4 separate regions of the Homo sapiens genome follow, and all the other regions are linked to region 1. Evidence: chromatin contacts called from ENCODE Hi-C or POLR2A ChIA-PET data. All regions are on one chromosome and are shown on one strand. Each heading gives the region's core, a stretch centred on a gene start or an enhancer-like site at or near the end of the contact. The rest is flanking DNA. Distances are from core to core; before and after follow the strand shown.

The links. Hi-C counts contacts between places; a loop is a spot of excess contacts on that map. ChIA-PET counts read pairs that join two places held with the same protein, here RNA polymerase II (POLR2A). Pooled maps may share reads with other maps.
Region 2: a pooled map shows a loop between it and region 1 (3-fold over the local background). The contact joins the promoter of FBXW8 here to the promoter of MAP1LC3B2 in region 1. A Hi-C loop is called at or near these places in 1 of 168 maps with a recorded cell type or tissue (naive thymus-derived CD4-positive, alpha-beta T cell), 20 of 37 single-sample maps with no recorded cell type and 11 of 50 pooled maps.
Region 3: a loop to region 1 is called in a map of OCI-LY7, with 9 times the contacts of the local background. The contact joins the enhancer-like site here to the promoter of MAP1LC3B2 in region 1. A Hi-C loop is called at or near these places in 1 of 168 maps with a recorded cell type or tissue (OCI-LY7) and 4 of 50 pooled maps. POLR2A ChIA-PET finds 5 or more read pairs at or near these places in 1 of 52 experiments (CD8-positive, alpha-beta memory T cell).
Region 4: a map of CD4-positive, alpha-beta T cell shows a loop between it and region 1 (2.6-fold over the local background). The contact joins the enhancer-like site here to the promoter of MAP1LC3B2 in region 1. A Hi-C loop is called at or near these places in 2 of 168 maps with a recorded cell type or tissue (CD4-positive, alpha-beta T cell and naive thymus-derived CD4-positive, alpha-beta T cell), 1 of 37 single-sample maps with no recorded cell type and 10 of 50 pooled maps. POLR2A ChIA-PET finds 5 or more read pairs at or near these places in 1 of 52 experiments (OCI-LY7).

The regions. Positions count from the first base shown.
Region 1 is chr12:116,557,832-116,561,035 of GRCh38, reverse strand. MAP1LC3B2 (microtubule associated protein 1 light chain 3 beta 2) reads right to left here and starts at 1,655. Exons shown (of 2, transcript NM_001085481.3): 1 at 1,603-1,655. RefSeq lists enhancers at 1,062-1,161, 1,202-1,251, 1,472-1,811, 1,651-2,160.
Region 2 is chr12:116,909,257-116,912,460 of GRCh38, reverse strand. FBXW8 (F-box and WD repeat domain containing 8) reads right to left here and starts at 1,511. Exons shown (of 11, transcript NM_153348.3): 1 at 1,106-1,511. The coding sequence starts at 1,423. RefSeq lists silencers at 1,044-1,303, 1,464-1,683.
Region 3 is chr12:116,859,770-116,862,973 of GRCh38, reverse strand. HRK (harakiri, BCL2 interacting protein) reads left to right here. Exons shown (of 2, transcript NM_003806.4): 2 at 1,508-3,204. Among named protein-coding and RNA genes, the nearest start is that of HRK, 20 kb to the left of the region's middle. Within about 2 kb of position 1,458, at least 3 of the 41 ENCODE cell types and tissues checked have a DNase peak (open chromatin) inside an H3K27ac peak, as active enhancers do; they include OCI-LY7, where a contact is called at or near this core.
Region 4 is chr12:116,817,943-116,821,146 of GRCh38, reverse strand. All of the region lies in intron 7 of RNFT2 (ring finger protein, transmembrane 2), which reads right to left. Among named protein-coding and RNA genes, the nearest start is that of HRK, 62 kb to the left of the region's middle. RefSeq lists a silencer at 1,415-1,774 and an enhancer at 1,975-2,024. Within about 2 kb of position 1,651, at least 40 of the 41 ENCODE cell types and tissues checked have a DNase peak (open chromatin) inside an H3K27ac peak, as active enhancers do; they include CD4-positive, alpha-beta T cell and OCI-LY7, where a contact is called at or near this core.

The sequences.
Region 1 (3,204 bases), core at 406-2,905:
AAGTGATTCTTGTGTCTCAGCCTCCCAAGTAGCGGGGACTACAGGCATACACTACCATGCCCAGCTAATTTTTGTAGTTTTAGTAGAGATGGGGTTAAGCCATATTGGGCAAGCTGGTCTTGAACTCCTGGCCTCAAGTGACCTGCCCACCTTGGACTCCCAAGGTGCTGGGATTAGAGGTGTAAGCCACTATGCCCAGCCTTTTTTTTTTTTTAAACTATTTGTAGAAACAGGGTCTCCCTATGTTGCCCAAGCTGGATCTGCCTTCCTTTTATAAGGATACCTGTCATTGGATTTGAGGTCCACCCAGGTAGTCTAGGATGATTCAATCTTGAGATCCTAAAATTAATTTACACCTGCAAAGATCCTTTCTCCATTAAGGTCACATTCACAGGTGCTGCAGCACATTAGACTGTGGACATATCTTTTCTTTTTTTGGTGGAGGTGTGACTGGGGAGACACTATTAAACCCACTACAGTGTAAAAGTAGGCCAGATGTGATGGTTCACACCTGTAATCCCAAGACTTTGGGAGGCCGAGGTGGGCGGATCACTTGAGGTCAGGAGTTCGAGACCAGCCTGGCCAACATGGCGAAACCTCGTCTCTACTAAAAATACAAAAATTAGCTGGGCGTGGTGGCGCACCTGTAATCCCAGCTAGTCGGAAGGCTGAGGCAGGAGAATCACTTGAACCCAGGAGGCAGAGGTTGCAGCGAGCCGAGAGCGCGCCACTGCATTCCAGCCTGGGCGACAGAGGAAGACTCTATCTAAATATATATATATACATATACATACATATATATATATATATATATATATATATATATATATATATATATATATATATAGCCAAACTTAGCTTTATTTCAGAGCCGTTGCTGGGCCTGGGAGTGGAGAGAGATCAGGAGAGCGCCACCAGCTTGGATCGGTTAGTGAGCTGCGGTGGTTTTTGTTTTTGTTTTTTTTTTCTTGACAGTGTCTCCTATTGTTTTGTATTTCTCTTTTGTTTTGAGGTTTTCTGCCATCTTTTCTGGAAGGTGCATGATGCTCAGCTCTGTGGTTATTTTTGCCCAACAGCTGTGTTTCCGGTGAGCGGCTGTGGGATTCTTCTGACTCAGCAAAACTGGAGCAGTAACCGTCAAGAAGCCATTCAAGCAAGGCTAGAAATAAAGAAGCTGTTTCTTCACCGTCCCCTCCTCCTCCTCTCACTTCCCTCCCCATGGGTACCTTTTGAAAGTCTCACAAAGCACTTTGAAAAAACTACTTGGACCAGTATGCTGGAGGGTTGACTGAAGGTGGCCCCTCCGCTGGGCTTTAAGCAAACAGATAAATTCTGGAAAGGACTCTGCCCTGCCAGCCTGGCTGTGGCCTTCGGAAGGCCCCTCCCAACATGCCCCCACCCGCCGATCACATGGACTGTGTCTTACAAGTTTCCCACAGGTCTGACTAGTGAAAGCAGAGGCTGTGGGGACTTTTGTGGTTTTTCTAGGGTGTGGCCCCACTTTGCCTTCACCAGGCCTGAGTATCTATGCCGTGCAGCTTGCCTGCTTCTCAAAGGTCATGATTTCCACCCTGGGGCTGGGAGGCAGCTACATATTCCTACCCGCTGGCACAGGATCTGGCCCTGCACTCCCGAGAGGTGGCTGCGAGCCTTGCGGAGGCAGAGAGAGAACAAAATGGAAAGGAATCTTCCTCCCGGAGAGCCATCTTCTGTGCATGCCGGTGCCTGCAAAAGACAGGCGAGGCGAGACAGCTGCACCTCGGGCCTCGTCGCTGTTGCTGAGAAAGAAAGGAACAAATAAATTTAGCTCCATCCTACGCATCCTTTGCAGCTGCTGATTGACCAAACAGAAAGAGGCCTCTATTTCAACCCTGGCTTCTCAGCTTTTTGCCTGATGGGGTCTGCTATCGCCCTTTACAAGGGACTTTTGAAGGAGGAAACGGGCCGTGGCCTTATTTAGCGCCTGGCCGGCTGGAGGCTGCACAGACAGGAGTTCAAGTTTAGGGTGTCTCTTCTTGCCCATCCCAAAGCAAAATGGTGGCCCGGAAACGTTTCCAAATGGGCTTCGGCTCCTGGAATTTCCAATGTATTTATTTGGAAGCCAGAACATGGTGGGTGGAGAGATGTGTAACTGTGCCGAGGCCAGCCTATAGCTCCCGAAGCCATTAGTTTAATAGCACCATTTGTGGAAATAAAGAACTCGCTGACTGGGCTTGAAGGTAAAAGACTGGAACGAAGCACTGAGGGGGTTTCGTGGGGCTCACTAGCGTGGAGAGGTCCCTGCGGGATGGGGGACAAGCTGTGTGGACTTTGAGTCAGATAGACTTGGGTTCCAGTCCTAGCTCTATCACCTAAAGGCACGTTGTCTCTGGACAAAGAGAGCCTTTGCTCTGTGATATGTAAGTGAAATGCTAGCTGTGACACTGAACCTCTCTGAGCCTCAGTTCCTTATCTGTAAAACAGCAATGATGACACGAGGTCGTCACAAGGATTAAATGACAAAGAATACTGAACCTACATAGCCCAGCTCTTGCTGTGCCATGATGGTGTAGAGTGGCCCCTGTTTGACCTGCCCAGGCCCATTCTCCAAAGAAGCTGTACAGGTGAGGTGGCTCACCCCTGTAATCCCAGTACTTTGGGAGGCCGAGAAGGGAGGATCACTTGAGCCCAGGAGTTTGAGGCCAGCCTGGGCAACATAGAGAGACCCCATCTCTGCAAAAAAATAAAAAAAATTAGCTGGGTGTGGCGGTGCACGCCTGTGGTCCCAGCTACACAGGAGGCTAAGGTGGGAGGATCCCTTGAGCCCAAGAGGTCCAGGCTGCAGCCTGGGTGACAGAGCAAGACCCTGTCTCTAAAAAAAAAAAAAAAAAAAAAAAATAGAAGGTGTTTCTTCCCCAATCCTCTCCTTTCATTTCCCTCCCCGTGAGTACTATTTGGAAGTCTCACACGGCACTTTTTAAAAACCACTTTAAGTCCGGGTGCAGTGGCTCATGCCTGTAATCCCAGTACTTTGGGAGGCCAGGGTGGGTGGATTACTTGAGATCAGGAGTTCAAAACCAGCCTGGCCAACATGGTGAAGCCTCATCTCTACCAAAAATACAAAAATTAGCGGGACACGGTGGCACATGCCTGTAGTCCCAGCTACTCAGGAGGCTGAGGCAGGAGAATCGCTTGAACCCGGGAGGTGGAGGTTGCAGTGAGCCG
Region 2 (3,204 bases), core at 262-2,761, 350 kb before region 1:
AAAAAAAAAGAATGATTCTCAATTGGGAGGATCACTTGGGCCCAGGAGTTTGAGACCAGACTGGGCAATACAGGGAGACCTTGTCTCTACCAAAAAATTTAAAAAATTAGCTGAGTGTGGTGGCGCATGCGTGTAGTCCCAGCTACGCGGGATGCTGAGGGAAGAGGATGGCTTGAGCCAGGCAGTTTGAGGCTGCAGTGGGCCGGGAGAGCAACAGTACACTCTAGCCTGGGCAACAGAGCAAGACCCTGTCTCAGAAAAGAAAGAAAGAAAGAAAAAAAAAAAAAAACAGGAAAAAAAAAAGTGGGTTCCCAATTGTAAAGCTGTAGGGACTTCCTTTGGGCCTAATTTAAATCAAACCATTAGAACCTGGAGCCTTGTCCTCTTAACCTGGGAGCCACGGATGCATTTCAGGTGTTCTTGATTTTCCCAACTTTCTGAAGGGGATTATTTTTAACGGACACAGGGTCCCCAGCTTCCTCCAGATTCTCCAAGGTATCCACGCCCCACAAAAAGATAAGAAACTCTATCCTAATGAAAGTGCCCAGGAGATTCTTCCTCCTCTTCTTCCTTTTTTTCTGAGATAATTTTTTTGAATACGTGCACGGTTACAAAAATTAAATAGTGCAAACAGTATACAAAGGTAAAATTACTTCCTATCCATCATCTGGGTCCTCCTTTTCAAAGGCAACCTTTGTTCAAAGTTTAGGTAGCCTTCAAGAGCAGGATTTCTCAACCCCACACTTACTGATATTTTGTCCTGGATAATTTTTTTGTGCGTGGTGTCCTGTACACTGTAGGATGTTCAGGAGCATCTCTGGCCTCTACCCACTAGATGCCCAGTAACATGCACACATACACACCCCGATGAGGCACCCAAAAATGTCTGCAGACACTGCCACATCTGGGGGAACAAAATCGCCCTGGTTGGGAAGTGCTGCTTCCAGAAAGACCCCTATGCAAGCACAAACATTGGTGTTTGTGCGTCTACTCATTTTCTCGGGCAACTAGTGGCACACAGTTACTCTCCAAATCACTGCAGGGGTTTGTCCTGGGGGCGGGGGCCGGCGCAGGCATGGGCGGGGGGGAGGCGACGGCCACTCACCAGGTCGCGGATGAGCTGGTCCACCAGCTGCTCCCCGCCCCCGGCGCCCTCGCGGGCCAGAGGAGAACGTGAGCGGCTCGCTACGTCCTGCCCCTCGGCCCGAGTCGCCCGCGCCGCCGGGGGCCTCCCCGCGCCCTCCAGGAGACGCTGGGCCAGCGCCGGGTCCCCCGAGGCCTGTTCGCCGCGCCCGGAGCCCACCTCCGGCCGCCGAGCCCGCCTCTCGGCAGCCTCGGGCCGTCGCCGCTTCTTCGGCGCCTGGGCCTGCGCCAGCTCCTCCTGCCAGCGCCGACGGAACTCATCCAGGCTGTAGTCGTCCATATTCGCCGCTCCCGGCGCTCCACGTTCTCCTCGGTTCCACCGGGTGCCACGAGACAGTCCCGCCCAGGGAAGTGTCCGCCGCGGCCGGAAGCCGCTGCCGCCGCCGCTCTAGGGTTCCGGGTGGGCGTCCACGCCCCCGCCACGCCCCCGGCGCTGCCCCTGTACGCACGTGGTGGTCCGGCTTGTGGCTTGTGGCGCCCAAAGCAGAGGTTTACGCAGCTGCCCCTCAGCCCGTCAGCTCTGCTGCCTATCACTTTTGCTAAGCTCTGACTTTGCGCCAAGCATTGTTCCTTCATTCAACAAACATTCATTCAGCAACTACTATATGCCAGGCACCAAGAATTCAGCATTTAAATCTGTAAAACAAAACAAAAACTCTGACGTCTTGGAGCATGCGTTTAAGTAGGGAGACTTTAAACAAAGAAATATGAACATTTAAATCAGTGATAGGTATTAGGAAGAAAACAAAATAAGGTAAGGTAAGGGGAGTAAGGATTGATAGTGAAAGTCTGTTTAAGATGTTATTTAAATTAAAATCTAAAAGAGAATCAACAGGTGGATAAAGAAACTGATATATACATATGGTGGAATACTACTCAGCCATAAAAAAGGAATGAATTCATGGCATTCGTAGCAACCTGGATGGGATTGGAGACTATTATTCTAAGTGAAGTAACTCAGGAATGGAAAACCAAACATCGTATGTTCTCACATATAAGTGGGAGCTAAGCTACGAGGATGCAAAAGCATAAGAATGACTTATGGGACTTTGGAACAGGGGAGGGGGACGAGGGGAGGGTGGGAAGGTGGGGAGGGATAAAAGACTATAACTTGGGTTCAGTGTATACTGCTCGGGTGATGCGTGCACCAAAATCTCACAAATCACCACTAAAGAACTTACTCATGTAACCAAATACCACCTGTTCCCAATAACCTGTGGAAATAAAAATTTTTTTTTAAAAATCTGAAAGAGAAACCAGCCAAGGGAAGGTCAGATCTTAGGAGAGAGATTTCCAGAAGGAAATCCAAGGGCTTTAAGATGGGAAAGAAAATGACATACGATGGCGTTCCACTTAAAAATGTTTTCTTTGCACCTGATATTCCCTCAGCAGGGAACTTTTCCCCCCACCTTGACTTGGTTAACTCCTACACATCTTTCATATCTCAACTCACATTTCACTTAATCTTCCAACCTCCACTCAAGAAACATCAGGTATCCCTGTTACTCATTCTCACAGCATCCTGTACTTCTCATCATAATACATAACACAATTTGTAATTTTATTTTTATGTATATATATATATCCCTTCCCTTCTAGATTGGCAACTCTTAGCTTTGAGACTGGTGATTAATACATGCTCAATAAATGGTTTTTTGTTTGTTTGTTTGTTTGGTTTGTTTTGTTTTTGAGACGGAGTCTCGCTCTGTTGCCCAGGCTGGAGTGCAGTGGCGCGATCTCGGCTCGCTGGAAGCTCCGCCTCCCGGGTTCACGCCATTCTCCTGCCTCAGCCTCCTGAGTAGCTAGGACTACAGGTGCCCGCCACCACACCTGGCTAAGTTTTTGTATTTTTAGTAGAGATAGGGTTTCACCATGTTGGCCAGACTAGTCTTGAACTCCTGACCTCAAGTGATCCACCCACCTCAGCCTCCCAAAGTGCTGGGGTTACAGGTGTGAGCCACCACTCCAGGCTCAAAGATGCTCTTGCAATTAACTGTCCCTTATTCCTTGTCTAACTCTTCTTAGTCTCTCAGGCCTCTTCTCTAGAATCACTTCTGTAAA
Region 3 (3,204 bases), core at 209-2,708, 300 kb before region 1:
TTGAAGATAGGAGTTCAAGACCAGTCTGGCCAACATGGCAAAACTCAGTCTCTACTAAAAATACAAAAATTTAGCCGGGCATGATGGCATGCACCTGTAGTCCCAGCTACTTGGGAGGCTGAGGCAGGAGGCAGAGGTTGCTTGAACCCAGGAGGCAGAGGTTGCAGTGAGCTGAGATCGTACCACTGCACTCCAGCCTGGGCAACAGAACGAGACCTTGTCTCAAAAACAAACAAACAAACAAACAAACAAACAAACAAACAAAAAACCCTACCTTTTTAAGGTGTACAAGTCAATGATGAGGAGTATACATAGAATTTTGCAGCCATCTTCACAGTCAACTTTGGAAAATTTTCGTTTCCCTGAAAGAAACCCCATGCGCATGAGTATCACTCCCCAATTCCTCCTATCCGCCCCGGCCCTAGGCAACCACCATTCTCCTTTCTGTCCCAGAAGATCTGCCTGTTGTGGACATTTCATATAAATGGAATCACACAATATGTGTCCTTTTGTGTCTGGCTTCTTTGACTTAGCATGATGCCTTCAAGGTTCATCCATCTTCACGTATCAATACTTCATTCCTTTTTGATGGCTGACTAATAGTCCATTGTATGGAAAGACCACATTTTGTTTATTCATCAGTTGATGGACATTTGGGTTGTTTCCGTATTTTGCTATTATGGATAATTCTGCCATGAGCATTTGTGCACACATTTTGTGCATTCTGTGGTGGATGCTCCTGGGTATGGGCTGTTTTTTCTGCCCTGCCTAGGATGCCTCATTTTCTTATCCTGGTTAGTTTCCTGGCACTCTTCAATAGTCAGCAGGGGCCTGCCACTCTCTCTGAGGAGTCTGCTTTGTCTCCCTTATGAGCTGCCTCCCCTGGGCTCCTATAGACCACGTTTCCCCAGACTGCATGTGCTCTTTACATGGGACTGTCATTATCCACTTCTTCCCATCTCCCTGTTGGTTCTGAGCCCCTCAAGGGGCAAGAATTACGTCATTGAACCTGTAGCCCCTAGTATGGCACTTGGCATACTTGGGAATAAGTGAATGGATGAATGAACGAACAAACAAACAAAAGAGAACAGAGACTGCCCTACAACTCTCTCTTGAATCTGGGTCTATGAAATGAATCGAGGAAGGTCCTGTTCTGAATTTGGAGAAGCAAAAAGTTCATGTGTCTCTAGATTCTTCTTTTTAAAAACATCTCTGAAGATGCCTATGTAAATATCTAGGTCTAAAAGCAGAGAGGGGAGTGTGTGTGCACGCACAAATGTCTATTTGGGGAAGGCTGCTACATAGACAGAGATTCTGGTAAGGGGAAGAGTGCCAAGACTAGCTTTTGAGGCATCCTTCCTCCAAAACCAGAGCTTTGCATCCAGTAGCTCTCCCCTCCCTCCTCCCCCTCCCGACATCCGGGGCTGAGCGTGCAGAGGCCCACTGCACTGACGTCACCCCCAGCAGCTGTCTGCACTGACCAAAATACCAATCTTTATTTCTGCAGGTTGGTGAAAACCCTGTGTCCTTGGAGAAAGCTGGTTCCCGTTTTCCAGAGGGGGAGCCCAGAGCTTGAAAGGCCGCGGTTGGCACTTCGAGAAGGAAGTGGAGAGTAAAGACAGCGCCTGGAGCGATCGTAGAAACACAGAATGGGACTGGGGAAGCCCTTTGGAAATCCAGCTGCAGAAACAGACACCCCAATGCTATTTACATACAGCTCTATATATATAAAAAAAGAAAATATGAATATTACGTATCAGTGCATGCCTTGTTGAGGACGTGGTTGCCTTCCTTTTCTGCACCTTGCGATGTGAACTTTGATATTCTGTAATGTCTGGGGCGCCAGAAGAGAGATGCCTGCTGTGTACTTAGAAACTATTTGCAAAGACTGGTGGGAATTAGCCCCAGCATCGGCCAACTGCCTGGGGATAGATGCTGGTGGAATAAGAGGTAACAGTGCAAAAGGCATGATAGAAAAAAAAAGTGAGGACTTGGGACCGATTGTGTAGGGGCAGTCTGGGATGCCTCCATTTCTTGACTCGTCCTAGCCTCTCCCTCTGTACTTACCTAGGTCGATCGCTAGATCCCACTGTCACGTCAAGAGAAATGGGATTTTTGTGTCTCTGGTGCTTCACTTAAAATTTTGCTGGTGCTAAGTGCGTTCCTGCTGGTGCTGCTGTGGTATTCTGTTGACAGACTTGGAAGGCCAGGGGACAAGAGAGATTTCTATTTTGCTGTTTCAGATTCTTTTTTTTTTTTTTTTAAGGGACAAGTTGCAAAAGTGCCACTTGAGAGTCTCTTCTCTTCTTCTACCTGGGGACGAATATCCAGAGGTGGTTTGGAGCAAACCTTGGGGTCTAGGAGGGAGGATGGCATTGAGAGGCTTGCTGGTTATGAGGCAGAAAGCTGACCTCATGCATGACTTGGTTGCTATCTCCCCCACCCCCACAAAAGTGTCCTCGGAGTTCAGCCCACAGCCTCCTCCACTCCCCAAGGGGATTTCAGGGTTTAGGTTTTATGGATTAAAGAGCCAAGAAATGGCTACATTCTGTTCAAAGATGATTTATAACCGGGGGATGTTGTGGGAGGGAGTGGGCCATTTAAATGAAATGCACCAGCATCTCACTGATTGACAGAGGTCTGATTTTTTTCCCCCCAAGGATAAGCTACTATTTTCAGAAGTTTCTAGAAGGGCTAAAAAAAGATGTGTGCTGGACGGAGACTTGGCTGCAAAGACTCTTCAGGGAGCAGTGATTATTTTTTGCTTTCATTTTCGAAAAATCCAACATAAGCAGGTATTCTTCCTCTGTGCAGGATACCACACACTGCCATTTTCAAAGCCGAGGTGGCGAGGTGTCAGGCTGCAGATTCGGACGGTCATTCTCCAAGGCTGGATTTGCAGGTCACCACCCGGTACCTATAGACAGAGGGTCCAGCAGGCTGGTTAGCAGACACCGCTCCAGTTCTAAGACGCCAGCAGTGGGATCCATGTTTAAGGTGGATGCGGCTGAAATGGGAATTATCCCCCCACAGGCTTTGCTGTACAGTTCTAAGAAGCCAGCAGTGGGATCCACATTTGTTAAGGTGGATGCGGCTGAAATGGGAATTATCCCTCCATAGGCTTTGCTGTAAATGACCAGGTCCTTTAGAATGTACAACCTCTCAGTGCTGCTGCAAGCTGGGAGCTGGATTTCTTTCTGTCTT
Region 4 (3,204 bases), core at 402-2,901, 260 kb before region 1:
GAAAGAACACCCAGGAGGCAGAGTCCAGGTGAGAAGGCAACAGGGGAAGAGTAACCCCCGTATTAAGCGCTTACCAGGGGCCAGGAACGGCACACCAATTGCTCCTCTTGTAGGTAGTTATGACGCGTTCCCATTTCTTAGATGAGAAAGCTCAAACACAGAGGCAGGGGAGGGAAGAACAGAGTGGGAGACCCAGCAAGTGAGAGGATTACAAGAGGAAAGAGAGAAGGACTAGGGCTGGCTTCTAGTTTAGTGATGAGTTTCTCGGTTGAACACTTAGTACCTGCAGGCTGTCCCCAGACTCTGACAATCCCAGGAGATGGACACTGAAATTATTTGCCCCTGTTAACTGGTGAGGAGAGAGAGGCTCAAAGAGGCAGGGTATGTTGTTCGAAGTTGCTAGACAGTGGTGGAGCCGGGATTTAAATCCAGCCTGATTTTCCAGAGTGGCTTTGTGCCACTCTGAGAAACAGAGAAAGGGAGACCCTAGGAGACCTTAGGAGATAAAGTAAGATGTGGGAGAAAGAGAAAGAAAAGATACAAGCTATGGGGGTAGAGAGGGAAGGATAACTGAAGGATGATAAAATTCAGAATAATGGGTACCCCTGGTGGGGGAAGTGAGGACACAGGAACTTTCCAGATGCCGGAAATGTTCCATATCCACCACAGCCAATCCAGTAACCACTGGTCACATGTCGCTATGGAGCACTTGAAATGTGGCTATTCTGAATTGAGATGTACTGAAAGTCTAAAATACACAGGGATAGCTGGGCATGGTGGCTCACACCTATAAACCCAGAACTACGGGAGGCCGAGGCAGGAGGACCCCTTGAGACCAGGAATTCGAGACCAGACTGGGAAACATAATGAAATCCTGTCTCTACAAAAACTAGCCAGGCATGATGGCGCACGCCTGTAGACCCAGCTACTCGGGAGGCTGAGGCAGGAGGATGACCTGAGCCCAGGGAAGTCGAGGCTGCAGTAAGCATGATCGTACTTCTACACTCCAGCCTGGGAGACACAGTAAGACTGTCTTTAAAAACAAACAAACAAACAAACAATATCCCTTAAAAGCAAAAGAAACAAGGAATTTCAAAGTCTTAGAAAAACAACAAAAGGTAAAATATCTCATTAAAAATTTTATGTTGATTACATGTTGAAATAATATTTTGGACACATTAGGCTAAATAAAATATAGTATTAAAATTAAAGTCACCTGTTCCTTTCTAGTTGTTTAACGTGACTACTAGAACATTTAAAATCGTCTGTGTGACTACTCTTATATTTCTGTCGGACAGCTTTGTTGATACTTTGATCTGAGTGATTACATATGTTTGTAAAAATCCACTGAGCTTTATAATTAGGGCACTCCACAGTATGTAAGTTATGCCTCAATACAAAAGAAAAAGGAAAAAAGGCAAGAGAAGGGCGAGCCAGGATGGAAAGAAGCGCAGCAGGTAGGAGGCGGGGCCAGCGGGGCGGGGCTGGTGGCCGCGCGTTGCCTGGCAACGGGTGCTGCCGGTGACGTCACCACCCGGCGGCAGCCATTAATCCCCCTCCTGGCGGCGCGGGCTGGCCCGGCCGCCTGCCTCCTCCTCCCCCGGGCCCGGATGAGATCACCGCGTCGGGCGGCCGGCTGTCCCCGCGCTCCCAACAAATCGACTCCTCGGCGAGCGCCGGCATCTCATGATCTCATGGCCCCGCGGGACGGCGCCGGCCGATGAGGTCACAGCCCCGCGCCCCGGGCCGCCCCGCTCTGCGCGCCGCCGGCTCCGGGTCTGGCCTCCGGGCGTCCCGCGCCGGTACCAGGCCCCCGAGCCTGAGGCTCTTAGCCCTTCGCGGACAAAGGAGATCTCAGTTTGCGAAGGGCAAAGCTGCCTTTTCCATCCTTTTGACGCATCTTTGCGCGTCCACTCCCCGCTCTCTTATTTGGACATTTCACCCCGAAGACCCCTTGTCCAGCAGGGAGTGACCTCATCAGCTCCCCTAAACTTGAAGTCAGGGGCCATGCGACGCGGCTTGCCTGCAGGATTTCACAGCCACTGAGTGAAGGAAGTTGTGGAGCTGTGTCTTACAGACGAAGAAACGGGATCAGAGGGATAAAGGAATCTGCCCCAGATTACCCACGTAGGGAAGGGTGGCGCAGGAACCCGGACCTCCATGATGTGAATGAGCCCTTTGACAGCCTTTTTCTTCTCCTTACCTGTACCCCAAACCTCTGCACCTTTACCCCAGTTCCTCCTTGCTCTGGTGTAAACAGTGGTAACGGTCCCACTTGCGGCGTGCCCCCGCAATGCTGGGTCCTGTTCCACATGACAGACCACTGTAGAGGAATTATACGGACCATTTTACAGATGAGAACACAAGGCTCGGAGAGGTCAAGTTACTTGCTGCAGAACTGGGACTTGTACCCAGGTGACTTGACTCTACAGCAGAGCCTTTCAATTACTCGACACCACCTTCCCCAGAAAAAGAGGAAGGCTTCCGAATGTTGACAGTGGACGATACACCCTCCCTTCTCTCTCCGACAGGGTCGCCATCAAACCCAGTTGAAGAGGGTCCAGTGAGAGCCTATTAGAGGCTTCACAACTCACTTGCCAGCAGCAGATTTCTCCCATCGCTTAGAGACTGCTCACTCACACCACTCCTCAGAAGACCTCCAGCAACATACACAGCCAGGAACGACAGGAAGGAAGGGACATGACATTTACTGAACGGCAGTGCTGAACCAGGCACTGAGCCAGGGCCTGTTACTAAGGGCAAAGCTGGGAGGGATATTACCAGCCCAGGTTTGCAGACGAAAAAGCGGATTTTTTTTTTTTTTTTGAGATAGGGCCTCACTGTCACCCAGGCTGGAGTGCAGTGGTGCGATCTCAGCTCACTGCAGCCTTGAGTTCCTGGGCTCAAGCGAGCCTCCCCTCTCAGCCCCACGAGTAGCTGGGACCACAGGTGTGTGCCACCATGCCCCAGATAATTTTTTAAAGACTTTTTTTGTAGAGAGGGGGTCTCCCCTGTGTTGCCCAGGCTGGTAAATATTTTTTAAAACCAAAGTCAGATGTCAAGGAAGTACAAGTTTCAGCTCAAATGTCCATCCCACAGAGAAAGCCCTTTCCCGTTTCCCTAAACGAATTCTCCATGAATTGTTTTTATTTGTCTCTAGTGCTTGTTGAAACTTGAAGTTCTATATTTGCGTGTTGATATAGT